Linked DNA regions of Homo sapiens: region 2 is linked to region 1. Evidence: read pairs that join two places in POLR2A ChIA-PET (ENCODE). Cell type or tissue: Caco-2. All regions are shown on one strand. Links, peaks and the distances in the headings refer to the core of each region. The heading gives the core; the rest is flanking DNA. Region 1 has its middle 99 kb from the start of LINC02038. Region 2 has its middle 41 kb from the start of HES1.

The links. ChIA-PET counts read pairs that join two places held together with the same protein. Peaks named below come from ENCODE experiments on the same cell type or tissue, not always from the same donor. Only the 100,000 strongest peaks of a DNase experiment are listed, where the experiment ranks them.
Region 2: POLR2A ChIA-PET joins it to region 1 with 5 read pairs; 2 of 35 experiments call an interaction of 5 or more read pairs at or near these places.

The regions. Positions count from the first base shown.
Region 1 is chr3:193,740,216-193,749,536 of GRCh38, forward strand. It overlaps the pseudogene RN7SL447P. Among named protein-coding and RNA genes, the nearest start is that of LINC02038, 99 kb to the right of the region's middle. RefSeq lists enhancers at 2,495-2,544, 2,565-2,614, 2,665-2,714. In Caco-2, for the core only: no CTCF peak of the experiment used is centred there; DNase peaks (open chromatin) are centred at 3,716, 4,046, 4,536 and 5,132; H3K4me3 peaks cover 487 bases.
Region 2 is chr3:194,172,455-194,181,775 of GRCh38, forward strand. No RefSeq gene overlaps it. Among named protein-coding and RNA genes, the nearest start is that of HES1, 41 kb to the left of the region's middle. RefSeq lists an enhancer at 2,937-3,850. In Caco-2, for the core only: no CTCF peak of the experiment used is centred there; no DNase peak of the experiment used is centred there.

The sequences.
Region 1 (9,321 bases), core at 670-8,669:
TTTTCTCCTATGTTATCTTCCAGGAGTTTTATAGTTTTGCATTTTACATTTAGGTCTGTAATCTATTTTGTGTTAATTTTTTGTGAAGGATGTAAAGAGTGTGCCTAGAATCATTTTTTTTAACATGTGGATGTCCAATTGTTCCAGCACGATTTGTTGAAAAGACTGTATTTTCTTTGTATTGCCGTTGGTCCTTTGTCAAAAGATGAGTTGACAATATTTATGAGGGTCTATTCCTTTTTTTTTTTTTTTTTTAAGAAGACAGGCTCCAGCCAGACTGGAGCGTAGTGGCTCTTCACAGGTGCGATTCCACTACTCATCAGCACAGGAGTTTTGACTTGTGTTTTCTGACTTCAGCCAGTTCACCCCTCCTTAGGCAACCTGGAGGTCACCATATTGATGCTGAACTTAGTGTGGACACCCAATTGGCATAGTGCACTACAGCCCGGATCTCTGGGGCTCAAGTGATCCGTGAAGATCTATTTCTGGGCTGTCTATTCTGTTTCATTGATCTATTTGTCTATTCTTCTATTCTTTTGCCAATGCCACACTGTCTCTATTACTGTAGCTTTATGCTGAGCCTTGAAACTGGGCAGTCAGTCCTCTGACTTTGTTTTCCTTCGATATTGTTGGGAAGAACTGACATCTTACAATATCGAGTCCACCTATCCGTGAATGTAAAATATCTCTCTATTTATTTAGTTGGAGTTTCGTAGTTTTCCTTCTGTATATCTTTATACATGTTGTTAGATTTATACCTAAGTATTTCATTTTGAGGTGTGCTAATATTGTATAAATGTATTTTATTTTTAACTTCAAGTTCCAATTGTTTATTGTTGGTATATAGGAATGTAATTCACTTTTTTTTGTTTGTTTGTTTTGTTTTTGTTTTTTTGTGAGACAGTCTCGCTCTTGTCACCTAGGCTGCAATGCAGTGGCACAATCTCGGCTCACTGCAACCTCTGCCTCCTGGGTTCAAGCCATTCTCCTGCCTCAGCCTCCCAAGTAACTAGGATTACAGGCGCCCGCCACCACACCCAGCTAATTTTTGTATTTTTAGTAGAGATGGGGTTTCACCATGTTGGCCAGGCTGGTCTCGAACTCCTGACCTCAGGTGATCCGCTTGCCTCGGCCTCCCAAAGTGCTGGGATTACAGGTGTGAGCCACCGTGCCCAGCCATGATTCACCTTTATATATTAATCTTGTATCCTGCAACTTCACTATAACTACTTATTAGTTCTAGGAGGTGTATTGTTTGTTTTGTCAGTTCTCTTAGATTTTCTACATGGACAATCATGTAATTTGTAAATGAAGACAGTTTTATTTCTTCCTTCCTAATCTATATGCCTTTTATTTAAAACAAACATTTGTTTTGTAATGATATCCTCATGCATTTTTTTGGGGTCTATTTTTGCTTCTTTTCTTCCTTCCTTTTTTAAAGGCCTAAATTTTAATAGGACTTTAATGGATAAATGTCAAAAAAAAAAAAAAAAACCAAAAGACCCTTAACTTCTAACATTTATTTTCAAATCTTAACACTGCATTTAAATGGTTAAAGTAACACAAATTTATATATAAACCTAATAATTAGGAAGCAATGGAAAATTCTTATTCTAAGTAAAAATCATTCTTTCCTGCAGCTCAGAACTTTCCGGCAATTTTGTTTTCTTCCTCTGAAGTACTTCTTTTTAGAAATTCCTTTAGTAAGAATCTGTTGATGGCAAAATTTCTCAGTTTTTATTTGCCTGCAAATGTCTTTATCTTAGTCTTTTTCTTCAGTGATATCTTAGTTGGGTTTATAAGTCTTGATTGACAATTATTTTTCTTTTGCACTTTGTTTTTCTGTGTTTTTCAAAACCAGCTGGGCACAGTGGCACACACCTTTAGCCCCAGATATTTGAGAGGCTGAGACAGGAGGATTACTTGAGCTCAGAAGTTTGAGGCTGTAGTGTGTTATAATCATGTCTGTGAATAGCCACTGCACTTAAGCCTGGGCAACTTAGCGAGACCTCATCTCTTAAAAAAAAAAAAGTGTGTGTGTGTGTGTGTGTGTGTGTGTGTGTGTGTATTAGATCTATCTTTGAGTTCACAAATTCTTTCTTCAACTGTGCCTAACTTCATGTTTCATTTAGGTTTTTCCTCATCTGCTTAGTTTTTAATTATAATAACTATGATTTCTCATGTTTAAAATTCTTTCTGGTTGTTTTCTACAAATGCCTGGGCCCTTTTGAGATTATTTTATTCCTTGCTCATGTATTTTGATTCCCTCTTTTATTTCTGAAAACATTTCTTTTTACTTCCTTAAAACATAATTATTTTTAATTCTGTGTTCCATAGTTCATATATATGAAGTCGCTGGGAATTTAATTCTGCTTTTTTTTTGTTTCTTCTGATTCTTATTGGTGGTGGCTGGGTTTTTCATGTGTTTAAAAATTTTGACTGTGAGCTGGGTTTTGACTGTTCAGCTGGGTTTATTCGTGGGAACCCATGAGGTCTGGGTTTTGAGTGCATCCTTACAGAGAGAATACGCATTTGCTTCTCTGCCAGGTGGCCCTGTAATGGTATAACACGAGACCATTTTTAAGTTAACTCTTCCGCTGGGGGTTTCCAGTCAACAAAAAATGTGTGAATTTAATTCCTTGTGCAGATAAGTTTCATTTTCACCTTCCTTTACCAGTGGACAGTAAATCCTTTTACTGAGACTGTAGCTTTTCAGGCTTCTTACTTTATTAGGGGTCTCAGTTCCAATTTTCCAGCTTATTCAGGCTGAATATCTAGTCTTCTGTTCCCTGCAAGGCCATTAAAACTCCAGCTTGTTTCAGCGATTGGCAGATGCTCTCAGGATAGCTTTGGTTCAGCACGAACTCCCTCTTCAGTTTGGCACCTGGTGACTTCCCTTACTTCCAGGTCAGCTCAGCTCTGAATCTAAAAGTATTCCTGTAATATTTTATCCAGAATATCTGTATGCTTTATCTCAGGAGGGCTTTTCAGGCTCTCTGGTCATTTGCCAGAAATACCATAGCACGAGTTTCTTTCTAAACGTAGTCACTTTTTCACTCATTGTTAAATGTCACCTTTATTTTGAAAGGATGGATTATGGGTATATTAAAAATATCTACTAGGTAGCATACTACTGGCAGCTACCTATCACCAAACGAATAGCAAAGTTATAATAATTTGTGGGGTTTTTTGTAAGAGAAAAATGTGTACCTAAGTTCCTTGCCATGAGATGACTTATAGAATCTTCACAGTTACTTGCCATCTCCCATTTAAAATAATTACTGAATCCAACCTAATTGGACAAATATGAACTACAATGCCCTGTAATAAGCTCAGAATGATAGAGCAGATGAGGGTTTCTCCGTCTACCTGTCTAAGTTATAGACATCTCACTGACATGTCTTGGATTATGTCTGGGCATCATCAATGTTAATAAAACTTAAATTCTATGTTTTGTAATCAAATAAAAATACATAGAAGTTCTAATATTTTATTTCCTTCATGCCAGTGGCTAATCTCATCTTGGTTGGGGTAAGTTACTTCTGGCATGTAGTGGGTGGAGGCCAGGAATTCTGGCTTAAACATCCTACAATGCGCAAGACTCCCCTCCGTGGCTGAATTGTTTTGTCAAAGATGTTGAAAATGCTCAGTTTGAGAAGCACCGAGTCAGACACGGAGGAAGTGTGGCAATTTCAGGCTCTGGTTTCACTCCTCACTGCCGCCCTTCACAGTCCTCCTGATTCAGGTGTACCACGCTATGCTTCCTTCCCCAATCGTAAATATCCTCTTCGTGTCTTTTCTTCCAGAGCTTCACACACTTCATGGGCATGGTGTGTGAATTGTTTTCCAGCTGCAGCATTTCTAACTGAATCTCTGTCTCAGAGCTAGATGGTGTCCACAGGGTTCAAGAGAAGGGCACTTTTCCTAATCATTTACTTCAGGCTGTTATTCAGATGACATCATCCTTCTAAACCAAAGAGACTAGGAGGAAAAGGGGAGGGGGCGTTTACTTTTCCTGTAAAGCAAACTCCAGGTGACTGCAATACAGTATCTCACGTGGTCACAGGCTCTGGTTCTAAGAGCAAATATGAAGGTGGATGGGAAGAGATGGAGTGGAGAGTACGGGAACGGAATCAACACAGCAGGGTGTGTTTGTGTTGGGGGGAGATTTTGAAAGTCCCATATTTGGGCTGAGGAGACCCAGATGGCACCCCTGAACCTCCATGCAGCTTGGATAAGCTGGTAAGCAAGGTCCAGGGCAGACAGGCAGGCAGGAGGCCAACGAGAGGGAAACGCAGAGCTCCCAACTCCTTCCTGCAGAGGCTTGCAGGACTGTGTGCTAGAAATTAGAGGGGGCTTTTCACCTGTCTCTGTTCACTCATGACACAAACCCTTCCTTGAGGAAAGAGTCAGAGGTCAGTGAACGTGACAAAATCACCTCCCGTCGCTGTGAGGCTGGCCCGGGACTCTGCTGGCTGAGGCTAGGTAACTTGTTCCTCTCCGTGTCTCCCGTCCTGACCTCACCCAGGCCTGAGCCCGCCTTGCATCTAGAAGCTGTCTGGCCCATTAGTGTCCTTCCACTCCACAGAAGGTTCAGACTAGAAGGCTCTTGACCTCATGTACTCCTTTGCTCTGCATTTTAAACATGAAGAAACCAAGGGCATGATAGAGCTCTTTGTTCCCATTCAAGACATCTTATTTCTGAGGGCAGGTCTCCTTGGCCTGAGGGGCTTGAGAGCAGGCACTAACCTTGACTTTAGGGGCCCTAAAAAGGAAGTGAGCTGTGTCAGAAATGTGTCTGGGGCTCACCTTGGCAATGGGAGCCATTCAGCTTGTACCTAAAGGAACAGTTAGCCCAGAGTGAAACCCAATTCTTAGTTTAAAGAAACAGACGCAGAAAGACTTCTTAAGCCTGGATCAATGTCTTTCCCCACAAGGAGTGAGAAAATAAAAACAATGTTGAATCCTCTCACGCTGCTAATAAAAAGGAGACAGGGCTCAAGTGAGGGCAGCCAGGGAGCGCAGAAGGAGGCATTTTCCATTGAACTTTTTCTGCTTATGCAATAGATCTTCATTATCTACACTGTGCTGTGGCTCTCCAGCTCCCCCAGGGAGATGCTTAATGACATAAACTGCTTAATAAGCAGTGACTGGTGCCCCGGAAGAGCCGATGGAAGAGGAAAGCGGCCTGCTCCTATCTCCTAGTGTTCTGCATTTCTCTCTCACAGCTGATTTCAGATACTGGCCAGAGGGAGATAAAGGGCAGCTGGCTTCCCAACCAGACCAGCAGCATTTGCCCTGTTGGAAGGCTGGCTTCAGGCAACATTGCCACTCACTTTCCCTCATGAGGGGAAACGCGGCCTCCATTTTTTGTGCTCTTAAGCAAGAATTTCCTACTTTGGTGCTGTCTGTCTTAGGCTCCACCCAGAAGCCTCATTCACTTTTCTGAGATAGCGTCTTGCTCTGTCACCCAGGCTAAAGCGCAGTGGCATGATTTCGGCCCACTGCAACCTCTGCCTCCTGGGTTCAAGTGATTCTCTTGCCTCAGCCTCTCGAGTAGCTGGGACTACAGGTGTGTGCCACCATGCCTGGTTAATTTTTGTATTTTTAGTAGAGATGGGGTTTCACCATGCTGGCCAGGGTGATCTCAAACTCCTGGCCTCAAGTGATCTACCCACCTCAGCCTCCCAAAGTGCTGGGATTACAGGTATGAGCCACTGTGCCTCGCCATCATTCACTTTTATTTACCAAACATGTATTGCCGGGTAATTTTCTATGTGCTTACAGGTATTCATCTACATAAGCTGGGCGCAGTGGCTCACACCTGTAATCCCAACACTTTGGAAGGCAAAGGCGGGAGGATTGCTTGAACTCAGAAGTTCAAGACCAGCCTGGACAACATAGCGAGACCCTGTCTCTACAAAAAATACACAAATTAGCTAGGCATGGTGGTGCACACTTGTAGTCTCAGCTGCTTGGGAGGCTGAGGTGGGAGGATGACTTGAGCCTAGGAATTCAAGGCTACAGTGAGCTATGTTCACGCCACTACACTCTTGCCTGGGCGACAGAGTGATGCCCTGTCTCCAAAAAGGAAAAAAAAAATGGGTCACAGAGTTAAGTTCTATTTCTAAGCTCATTTTAAAGATGAGGAAACTGAGGCACAGAGAGATCAAATCTGCCCAGCCGCAAGGAACATGGTGGCTTTCCTATACTCCTAACCTCTGTTCTGGGCCGGGCCTGGCACTATGTTTCTCTCTGCTCTCCCCTGGGCCCACTCTGCACATGCTCCTCTTTCTCCTGAAGCCCTCCCAGGCTGCTCCCCTTCCCCCGCTCTCCTTGCCACTCTCAGCCTGTATCTCAGGTTCTACTGACCTCCTCTCAGGTACATTCTCATCTACACATTTTCAGCTAGTTCACTGTCCAAGATTTTCCTCCAAGATCAAAAATCAAGAGGAGACATTTCTCTCTCAAGGCAAAATCCTGAAAAACTGTCAAGGATGATAACACAGAGATATTGTCCTAATGTCGTTTATAACATTGAAAAATTGAGAACAGCATTAGTGTTCAGTAATAAGGGATCTGTTAACAAAATAAGGAGTATCATGCAACCATTAAAAATGCATATTTCTGGAAGGCTTTAGAGAGGGAATATGTTAAGGGAGAAAATGAGACTCACATTCGATATAGCACAAGGGCGAATGGGAGGGATGTGGGGGTCTATGGGCAAGTTATCACTGACCCTATTAAGAATTGCTGTCGCTGGGTAATGATAAAAAGCAGACCACTTTTATTTGATTTTATTATTGTTTTAAAATTTGCTACAGATGATCTACCTCCTTGTCGCCTGTACCCAGGGGCAACTGCTCTCACCAGGCCTCCCCACTTGGTATGTCACTGCTGTCATTTTGTCCATCGTGTGCCATTTAATTGCTCATTCAAAATCTTTCTTATAGAACTTCAATCACTGTGAGATCATTTCTCTGCTGATTAAGGAGGTTGAACATACTTTCATGTGCTTATTGGCCATTGATATGTCTTCTTTTGTGATTCAAAATAATTTTTTTTTCTTTTTAATGCTGAATTGTAGGCGTTCTTTATGTGTTCTCGATACAAGTTCTTAGTGGAACATCTTAACAAACTGTGGCTTGTTTTTCATGTTTTTAAAATTTTATGAGCCCAAAATTTTAATTTTCTTAAAGTTCAATTCATTAATTTTTAAATTTCATAATTAGTGCTTCAGTGTCCTGTTTTTAAGAAATCTCTGCTTACACCAAAATGCCAAAAGTATTCTGCTTTTTTTGGAGATGTTTCATAGTTTTAGCATTTAGTTTGATATCTAGGATTCATCTCAAATTAGTTTTTGTGAATTGTGTGAGATAGGAGTTGTCATTCATTTTTTTCTAGATGGTTGTGTAGTTATTCCAGCACTATTTATTGAAAAGACTTTTCTTTTGCCATTGATTCGCTTTGGTGCCTTTGTCAAACTTTGATTATACATACCAGATGCTTCTAGATTCTATTCTGTTCTCTTGATCAGGTAATTTTGTCTATCCAATAAACTTAGTAAAATACAAGTAATTTCATAGTAAGTCTTAAAATCAAACAGTATAAGTCCTCCCTATTTGTTTTCTTTTAAAAGATTGTTTTAAATAATGTAGGTTCTTTGAATTTTCATATAAACTTTAGAATCAACTTTTCAATACCTACAAAAATCCTTATTGGGAATTTTATTGAAATAGTGCTGGGTCTAGAAATCAATTTTGCAGAATTGATATTGTAACAATATTGTCTTCTAGTGCATGAATATGGTAAAAAGTCTCCATTTGTTTTCAGTCATCTTTAATTTCTCTCAGCAATGCTTTAGATTTTTAATGTGGAAGTTATAAATGTCTTTTGTTATTTTTTCCTGAGTGTTTTATATTTTATCTCATTATTAATGGAATTATCTTCATTATTTCATTTCCAATTTCTTGCTACTGGAATACAGAGATACAATTAACTTTGTATATTGACCTACAACCTTACTAAATATACTTAATACACTTGTTAGATCTAGTAGCCATTTTTAAACTATTCCTTATGGTTTTCTATATAAACAGTCATATTGTCTAAAAATAATGTCAATTTTACTCCTTCTTTTCCACAACTTCATAGCTTTATTTTTCTTTTTTAATGAACTGGATAAGATATCTAATACAATTTTGAGTAGAAGAGGTAAAAGTGGTCATCCCAACCTTGTTCCCAATATTAAGATGTAAAGCATTTGAATTTTTACCATTACATAAGATCTAACCTTAAGTTTTACATAGATGCCTAGTGCTAGGTTGGCTGAGGAGTTTTCATTCTTTTTCTTGTTTACTTATTTTACTTTCCTCCCATAAATGGATATTCAATTTATCAAATGCTTTGTCTGCAGCTATTGAGATAATCATATGATTTTTGTTCTTTTCCTGTTAAAATTGTAACATATTTTCTATTACTTTTTTAAAGATTTTTGTATCTAATTTCTTGAGAAAGTTTGGTAATTTTCTTTTCTGTAATGTCTTTGTCACTTTTGGCATCAGAAATGATTGACCACGTAAAGTGAGTTGGGAAGTAATTCTTGCTCCTCCTCTATTTTATGAAAGAGTTTGTAGGAGATTGGCATTATTTTTTCCTTTAATGTTTGGTAGAATTCTTCAGTGAAGCTGTCTGAAGCTGGAGGAGTTTTTTTGTTGTTTTATTTGTTTGTTTGTTTTTGTGGGAAGGGCTTTAACCACAAATTTGATTTTCTTAATAGATATAGGGCTATTCAGGTTATCTATTTTTTCTTGAGTGAGCTTTGGTAGTGAGTTTTTTTCCTTGTATCTTTCAAGGGATTTGTGCCTTTCATCTAAGGTGTTAAATCTATTGGCATAAAGTTTTTCATAAGATTCTCTGAGTGTCCTCCAGAAATTCATAGAATCTGTAATTGTATTAGTGTTTTCTCACATTGCTATAAAGGAATACCTGCTACTGGGTAATTTAGAAAGGAAAGAGGTTTAATTGGCTTATGGTTCTGCAGGCTGTACGGGGAGCATGGTGGCATCTGCTTCAGGGGAGGCCTGAGGGAGAAAGGGGGTGGTGGGGTGGAGGTGCCACACACTTTTAAACAACCAGATATCACAAGCACTCACTTTCTCTAAGACAACGCCAAGGGGGATGGTGTTAAACCGTGAAAAACCACACCTATGATCCAATCCCCTCCCACCAAGCCCCACCTCCAACGCTGGGGATTACAATTCAACATGAGATTTGAGAGGGGACACAGATCCAAACCAAATCAGAAGTGGTATCACTTTT
Region 2 (9,321 bases), core at 925-8,924, 430 kb after region 1:
GGCTTACAGCAAACTTGATTCTCGCCTCCCCGGAGGAAAGAATTCATCTAAGGGGCACAAGGGAGAGGGAGAGACCATGACAAGTTTTAGACCAGGAGTGAAAATTTATTAAAAAGTTTTAAAGCAGGAATGAAAGGAAGTAGAGTACACTTGGAAGAGAGTCACGTCAGTGACTTGAAAGTTCCAAGCACAGTGCTTGGCCCTTGACTTGGGGTTTTATACGTTGGCATGGTTCTGGGGGCTACATCTCTTCTCCCCTGATTCTTCCCTTGGGGTGGGCTGTCCACATGCACAGTGTCTGCCAGCACTTGGCAGGGGTGGCATGTGCAGTGGGTTTATTGAAGTTGTGTGTGTGCTCACTTAAGGTGTTTTTCCCTTACCAGTCAAGCGTTCCTAGAGGAAGGTCATATACCAGTTAAACTCCGCCATTGTGCCTCTTAGTGCGCAAGCTAGGGCCCACTCACACAACTCCGGAGATCTTATCCGGAAGCTGCTGTTCATCAGCCTCAGGTATTTTCTATCTATTGGGAGACTGCCTTTCCCTGGTGCTGGCTGTGGACAATTATTATTTTTGAGAGTTTAAGAACCACCTCATCGTCACCTGATAGTCACCTGACATTCCTGGGGGTGGAGGGGGGGCCTGTCCTGCCCTGCTCATGTCTGCCTAACTACCTACTCTAACAACCCCACAATTACATATAAGGACACTGAGGCCATGAGAGGGGAAGTGACTTACCCAAGGTCACACCACACATGACCCTTTGGCACCGTGTTTCCTATTCCTCCCATAATGCCTCACATTGTCACTTGTGATGAGGGTCAGCTCTGAGGTGACATAGTTAACCTTCATTCTGAAAGATATTAGGAGTGATTTATATTTTTGAATGTGGCTAATGGTAGAAATAAAATGATAATGAGAAAGCAACACATACTTTCAACGTGACTGCTCACCAGAGCTAACATTAAGCCTGATTTGATCGTACCCATTAGAGATTTCAGCTGAACATTATGAGGATATTTCTTGGGAATTTATCTGATGGATGTGGCAGGATCAGCTGCTAAGGATAAAGAACCGTCACTGAAATGTCCGACTAGACAAACTTTTTTCAGTTAGAGGTATGAGAGAATTTGTCACGCTACATATAAATCAATTCATTTCTAAAACGAAGCAGCTACTTTTAAAATTATTTTTTACATTGCAAGCTGTTTTACCTTTATTAGCCTGCTTTATCAGTAAAAAGGTGTTTGGGGAAGGTAGATTTTATTTATTAATCATTTCACATGTTGGGTTTTATTAAGGTGAGTCACCTATATGGAGATCTTTAAGTTTGAAAGATGCCAGGGATGGTGGCTCATGCCTGTAATCCCAGCACTTTGGGAGGCCGAGGCGGGCAGATCACTTGAGGTCAGGAGTTCGAGACCAGCCTGGCCAACATGGTGAAACCCTGTCTCTACTAAAAATACAAAAAATTAGCCAGGCGTGGTGGCGGGCGCCTGTAGTCCCAGCTACTCGGGAGGCTAAGGCAGGAGAATGGCATGAACCCAGGAGGCAGAGCTTGCAGTGAGCTGAGATCACACCACTGCACTCCAGCCTGGGAGACAGCGAGACTCTGTCTCAAAAAAAAAAAAAAAAGCTTGAAAGACACCTCAGAGATCATCTGGTCCAACCTCTTTATTTTCCAAATGAGGTGGCTGTGATTCAGAGAGGGAAAGTGACAATTCCAAGGTCACACAGCAAGCAACATCAGAGCCAGGACTATGACAACTTCTCCAGACTAGGTCAAGGCTTTGTTTGATTAACAGCCAATAGAGCTCCCTGTGCTGTAAGTTATAGGAACAAGACCACAGTATTGAAAATACAAAGGAACACAGTCCACTTTCTTTATGAATCTTTTTTTCTTATAAAAATAAAATATTTTCACTTACCCAATTTCAAAAAATTTTTAAATAGCTTATACTAAGACAATGTGTACAGCCACAGTACATCCCAGTGTTTTGGGAGGCCAAGGAGGGAGGATGGCTTGAGGGCAGGACTTCAAGACAAACCTGGGCAACATAGCAAGACCCTATCTCTACAAAAAATTTTTAAGAATGAGCTGGGCATGATGATACGTACCTGTAGTCCTAGTTACTCAGGCAGCCAACACGAGAGGATCGCTTGAGTCCAAGAGGTTGATGCTGCAGTGAGCCGTGACCACATCACTGCACTTCAGCCTGCACAGCAGAGAGAGACCCTGTCTCTAAAAAAAAGAGCAAAGTAAAAAGACACTTGTAACCAAAACAGAAGAGATGAAGAAAGAAAGCTAGGGGAAATAAGAATGTACATATGATGCATGCACATGTGTATGTGTGTGATCTGTCTGTGAGGGGGTGGCCAAAGAATACATAATTTGGGTAAAATTTAAACCTCTAATAAGAACGGTCACTGAAATTAATTTTTTAATTTTTTTTTTTTTTTCGAGACAGGGCAGGGACTCACTCTGCCATCCAGGCTGGAGTGCAGTGGTGCCATTTTGGCTCACTGCAGCCTCAACCTCCCGGCCTAATGCAACACTCCTGCCTCAGCCTCCCAAGTAGCAGGGACTACAGGTGAATGCCATCATGCCCAGCTAATTTTTTTTTTAAGAGATGGAGTTTCACCATATTGCCCAGGCTGTTCTCAAACTCTTGAGCTCAAGTGATCCACCCACCATGGCGTCCCAAAGTGCTGGGATTATAGGTGTGAGTCACCGTACCCAGCCTGAAATTGATTAAGATCTGAGTTTCCTGGTAATAAAGTTTTCATTTGCTTGTTTATTTCCCCCCCCAAAAAACCCTTCAATTGAGGTTTCTAAATATTCGTTTTTTCTCCCCTCCGATCCCATCGCATTGCCCTATGTCCCAGCCTGAGAAGCATGGAGCAGAATCACAGCACATTGGAGCTGGAAGGCTCCTTAAACACCGCCAAGTGCAGCCCTCCCAGTTGACGGAGGGACACCTGGAGCCCCAGAGAGGAAAGTAGCATGCCACAGTCATAACAGTCCACAAAAAGGGGGTGCTGTAGAGACACCGAACACTTCATGCCCGCGTTTCAGGGATTTCATAGCCGCAGACGGCATCCCTGATCCCCATTGGTCCCATTCTCAAGAACCTTGAGCCTGATGATCTTGGAACTTTTTCCTCCCACGGGGCCTTACCAGGTACAAAGTCTTTTCACCCCTGCTGTGTCGCATGGGACCGCGACTTATCCCTGTGAGGCAAGAAGGCAGAGAAGAAAATTGGGCCTCAGAGAACCGGAGACTCAGCCAAGGTCACAGGGCCAGTCAGCGCTGGTGGTGGGAACTCAGGCTGCTGCAGCCAAGGACACTCCTTCCTCTCCATGCTGGGGGCTCCCTGGGAGCACGGCAGACAGTGAGCAACGAGCCCGTGCACTCCGTCGTCCACCGCAGAAAACGCTGCAAGGATATTGCTGACGGGCCGGGCGCGGGGGCTCACGCCTGTAATCCCAGCACTTTGGGAGGCCGAGGCAGGCGGGTCACGAGGTCGGAAGATCGAGACCATCCTGGCTAACACGATGAAACCCCGTCTCTACTAAAAATACCAAAAATTAGCCGGACATGGTGGTGGGCGCCTGTAGTCCCAGCTACTCGGGAGGCTGAGGCAGGAGAATGGCGTGAACCCGGGAGGCAGAGCTTGCAGTGAGACGAGATCGCGCCACTGCACTCCAGCCTGGGCGACAGAGCAAGACTCCGTGTCAAAAAAAAAAAAAAAGAAAAGAAAAGAAAAGAAAAGATATTGCTGACAGCTGGTTGGGATGACAGCTTCATGGTCAAAGTACCATCTCTTAGACGCATAAAACATCTAGCACAAAGGGATTTAAGTAAAACGGCTGTTTTATAAAGGGATATGTGTTTTAAAAGGGGGAAAAGAGTCAAGAGCTTTGTATTTCAAGTTTTGTGGAGCACCAATGGGTACCTCAACAGGTGACCTGCAAAATCCATGGCAGGCAGAGGCTTCTGGGCATGCGGTTCACAGGGCTCATGATTGAAAGGAATTAAGAGAAACTTCAAAGTGAGATTCACGGGGTCTGGATGAGGTAAGAACTCTTGGAAGCATAGGGAAAAATTAAAGCAATTGTCAAGCATGAAGGGGAAGAAAAGATCACCTCTGCAGTCCACGTTCTACCTCTGGACCTAAGGCTTAAAGTTTAAAATAATAATAATAATAACCTGGCATCTTGTTTTGATTTAAGTATGAAAAGCCGGTGTCTGCAGGCGGCTGCTGAGCTAAGCGCTTTTCCTGCTGGGGCACCGTGGAGCTGTTGTCAGAGGTGCGGGATAACTCGAAGCAGAGCCAGCCCAGCTGGGCGGCCGGACCCCCGTTTGAGTTGCAATGCCGGCAGTTAGAAAAAGTGTCTCCAACTTGTAAACACAGCAAATTTGATCTGGAAGTCATTGAGAAAACATAAACACGGAACCTCACGCAGTCCTGTTTACACTCTTCCAGCCCTGGTGAAAGATGAGCTCCTTATGGAAGGATTTTTTTTTTCCAAAGGCGCTTTTCTTTTTAAAATAAAAATCCCAAGAAGTATGTATTGCCACCAAGACCAAAATCCCAACAGAGACCACGAGTGCATGAACAAGTGTTGCTTCAGCAGGTGACAATCATAGTGTCACATTTATTCGAGTTGTCTTCTGCAGTTGCAGAAACTCTGCTTTATCAAAAATCCATTGTTTTTGAGGTGGAAATTAACATGACTGGAACGGCGTCTAAAACCATATCCTTGGTTGAGAATATGGTTTCATAACTATTTCCTGTTTCCCAAATCCATTCTAAATGTGTAGTAACATGAACCAGGAATTTAGTCCAGTATATCTTCATACGACCAATAAATAAATGGAAGGCACAGATGGAGGAAGGGACTTACTTAAGGTCACAGAGAGCTTGTTAGTGTCAGAGACAAAAATAGGACAGCGATTTCCTGGTTTCTACTAGTTCTTTCAGGACATGTCTCTTCCAGGAATTGCTACTGACACTTTTGCCCAAGGGCGTTTATTAAATAGTGTGTTCTGTGTGGAGCAGGTATGGGCTTTATTTCACAAACTTGGCATGAAAGAAATGCCACATGATTTTTCTTTAAAAAAATTAATTCTGCTGAGGAGTCTCCAGTTCACTGGGTGGGTGAAGAAATTGACTAATTCGGTCATTAGTGACTAGGGCCCATCCTGGAAGCAGCATCACCTACATTGTGCGGTGGAAGGGACCAAGGTGTGGAAGTGGAGCAGCCTTAAGAGAGGCTCTGGTTTTCAGTCCCCACCAGCACAATGACCTCCTCACCATACCCCAGGGCCTCTGCCGGCCAGCAGCTCCTCTGCTCCTGGGCTGTGGCCTCTGCAAGGATAGGGTCAGCAGCCTCTCCCTCCCCAGATTCTGCGTCCACCCCTGCAACCCTGGGAGGGAAGAGAGTAAGGCCTGGGATCCCCGCACTGTTCCTCTCTGAAGTCTGGAAGGACGTCTCCAGCCCACTTTTCCCTCCCTGCACCCAAATCTCCTTCTGTGTCCCAGCCTCTCTCACTGCCTCCTTTCCTGGTTAGCATAATCTTCTCTAAAGCAAGGCCAGAATGTAAGAGAGAAGGGTTTTGAGGAACTCCTGCTTTCCGTCCTATCAAGGAATCCTGAGACAAGGAAACCCAAATACCTAACAATAGAATTCTAAATTAATATCTCAATCAATTACTCTGCCACTTAGATATGCCACCTTGACCACGCAGAATTCAAATTCAAATCCTTTTACAATGAAAACAATAATGCATTTGCACGTCTGACCATCTACAGAGCACATTCGTTCAACTCACCAGCTCCTTTCATCCTCAAACACTGCAAAGTAGGTCTTTGTCACCCCATTTTACAGATGAGGAGACCAAGGATTCATGAAGTGATGAGGTATTTGTAGTGACTTTTTCCTGGTCCTGAGAAGAGGATGGCAAGCCCTGTGTTTCAGATACCCCCTGAACTTGGTCAACCCTCAGTAAATCCACACTTGATCCCACTCCATGATATCTTTTCTCTTTCACTGCTAAACGGCCTGATGAACTTAGCTGAAGCTACCAGATACAACTTTCAACATCCTTCTAGGTGGATCCTCGTTGTTTTTGTTCACTCAGCTTCAAGGTTAAAAAAAACAAGCAAAAAAAAAAAGACCAAAGATCATAAACAATCTTGCTACTTTTCATGCCTCCTCAGCATTTGAAAGTTTTGGCAAAAAACCCAGTGAATGATAAAAAGAATTGTTTACATTCTCGAAGGCAATTTGGTTGAGGTCCTTGTGCCCTGGTGCCAAGACTTCTGAGACTCTCGGTCTCTATTTGTCCCCCGCCTGATTTCTGTCCTGATTGGCACCTACAAAAAAGGCTTTGGCATTCAGTGGCGCCAACTTCCTCATCTCCCTGGAGAAACAGGCTACAAACCCACGAGAGGATCCAATGCATCCAGTCACTCAGCAAACATTCATGGAGAAGCTACTGTGTGCCAGGCATTGTTCCAGGCATGGAGGGATACAGTCACAAACAAAACCAAGTCCCTGCCCTAACGGAACTCCTCAGGGGAGGGGGTGCACATTAAATAACCATAATAAATAATATTTCAGATGATGGTATGTGGTATGAATAAATAATATTTCAGATGATGATATGTGGTATGAAGAAAATACAGCAGGGGAAGGGGGATGCTCTTCAGAAGAACAGCCCCTCCAGGAGTGCTTAGGACGCTGGCTGCAAAAATTCACGCACATTTCTAACGCCACTTCATCTCCCTTTAGTAGTTTTGCGAGCAGGCAGGAAATAGGAAATCGTTGGCATAAGTGTGCCCTGAAAGATGTCAAAGGCTGGATCCATCCACAAAAGCAACTGCAACACTGAGGTTGCCTGGCCTGGAGCAGGCGAGCATGGGGGAAGCAGCTCTGGGTGGGTAGTTGGCAGCCCTGACCTTTGTTTCCCGATCTGCCACCCAGGCTCAGTATGCCCTTCCCCATATCCCTTCACCCGATCTGCCACCCAGGCTCAGTATGCCCTTCCCCACATCCCTTCACCCGATCTGCCACCCAGGCTCAGTATGCCCTTCCCCACATCCCTTCACATCGCTGGATCCTCTGTAAAATGGAATATACAGCAGGTTGAGAGTTTCCTCTTTCCAGCCATCATTTTCTCCTAGCGCCATATTCTCTCAGACTTTTATTCCACATAGTCACTTTATTTTGGGTTTAAGTAGTTAATTTAGAAAAATGTCCCAAAGAGAGGGTTGATAGACCCCAGGAGTTCGAGGCAGTGAGCTATGATCGTGCCACTGCATACCAGTCTGGGTGACAGAGCAAGAGCCCCCCCACCCCCCCCAAAAAAAAAAAAGAAGAAGAGAAAAAAAACAACCTAAAGAATGGCTGGCAGACCTGGTCAAAGAGCTGTCTCGGGAAGAAATGATATATTCCTTCTCCAGCAGAAAGTGAGACCAGCCATCTAGAAACCAGAGCTAAGCCTTTGCACACACTTTATCTGAGAGAGAAAATTTAAAAATACAACCAAGAGAATTTTGGAAAAGAACAATAAAGGGAATCTTGTTTACTTACTTACAGCTTACTAGACAGCTATAGGAAGCTGCATATCATTTTGAACCATATTCCTCTGCTGGTGTGGGAAGAAGAAAATAGATCAATGCACTGAAGTGCTTCCATGACAGCTGGTAAACAGCTACTGCCCTGAACTCTCACAGTGCGTCCTGCTGACCTGGCCACCTTGGTCTCTCCCTTGGGACCCCTGACTCCTCACCCACCAGCTATTAAAGACTAACACCTGGGGGCGGGACGCGGTGGCTCACGCCTGTAATCCCAGCACTTTGGGAGGCCAAGGCAGGCGGATCACAAGGTCAGGAGATTGAGACCATCCTGGCCAACATGGTGAAACCCCGTCTCTACTAAAAATACAAAAAATTAGCCAGGCGTGGTGGCAGGCGCCTGTAGTCCCAGCTACTCAGGAGGCTGAGGCAGGAGAATGGCGTGAACCCGGGAGGCGGAGCTTGCAGTGAGCCGAGATCTAGCCACTGCACTGCAGCCTGGGTGACAGAGCGAGACTCCGTCTCAAAAAAAAAAAAAAAAATTAACACATGGCCCAGCAGGACCTCCTTGGACCCTACTTCAGCACCTCAGGCTGACGGCTAACTTCTGCACTGATCTGCAGACATTGCCCGATATGTGTATTATCTCACCGCTGAGCACCCTCAAACTCTCTTAGTGGTGGTTTGTCCTTTGAGAGTATAATTTGGCAGTTTCTATGAATTTTCAAACTATGCACACCCTTCAGCCCAGGAATTCCACTTCCCATCAGTTTTTCTACGAATATTTACATATGCAAAAGCTGTACAACAATTTTTATTGCAGCAGTTTAATAACAAATAAGGAAGCAACAACAGAAATAAGCTTACAGCCCAAAAATGAAGGCTGGTTAAATAATAGTCTATCCACGGAAGACTGCACCAACAGCCTTCAGTGACCCAGCAATTCACTGGCTTAGTGAATGGAGAAGTCCAGAAGAGAGGGGGTTTCGGGTTCCGTTCCATCAGTCCTCTGCTGTGTTGGTTATTCTCTTAGCTCTCCTCTCCTCTGTGTGCCACCTGCATCCTTTGTTGACCTCTCTCATCTATGGTGGTTCCAGGCCTGTCATCCACACACAGCCCAGCTCAGAGTGAGCGGGAGAGATCTTCTCTCCTACAGCTATTCAGAGACATCCTGGGCCGCAGTGGGATTGGAGCCCTCCTGAGCTCATTGCTGAGGTTTACACCTCCCAGGGCCCTCCCCTAGAGCTGCTGATGAGGTCAATCCCACCCAGATTCCAAGGCTGCTCCCCAAGGCGGAAGGGGCAGAGTGGATGGGTATGGGTCGGGGATGGGGGAGCCACCCAGTTTGGCTGGCCAGTATGGTGACCATGTTCTAGAAAGCCACCCTTAACTCACTGGGGGAAAAGGATGTATGGGGAATAAGAGTGGATGGAAGCAGGAAGACAAGTTAGGAGGCGGTTGCTATGGTGCTGACCAGAAAGGGAGACGGGCAGAGAGTCACAGGGTGCGATCGGCAGGGCTTAGGGCTTGGTCACCACCTAAACTGCATTGGGAGTATTGAGAGGGGTTTCAACAAAGCCAAGACCAGGGTGCAAAATTTAAGGGGATGTCGAAAAACTCAGTAATCAAGATACATAATATTTCAATGCAATATTTTTTAAAATAAAAAGGAATCCAAACATTTATGATGTATGAAATACTAAAAATTCACATAAAGACAGAAACTGTGACTGGGCATTT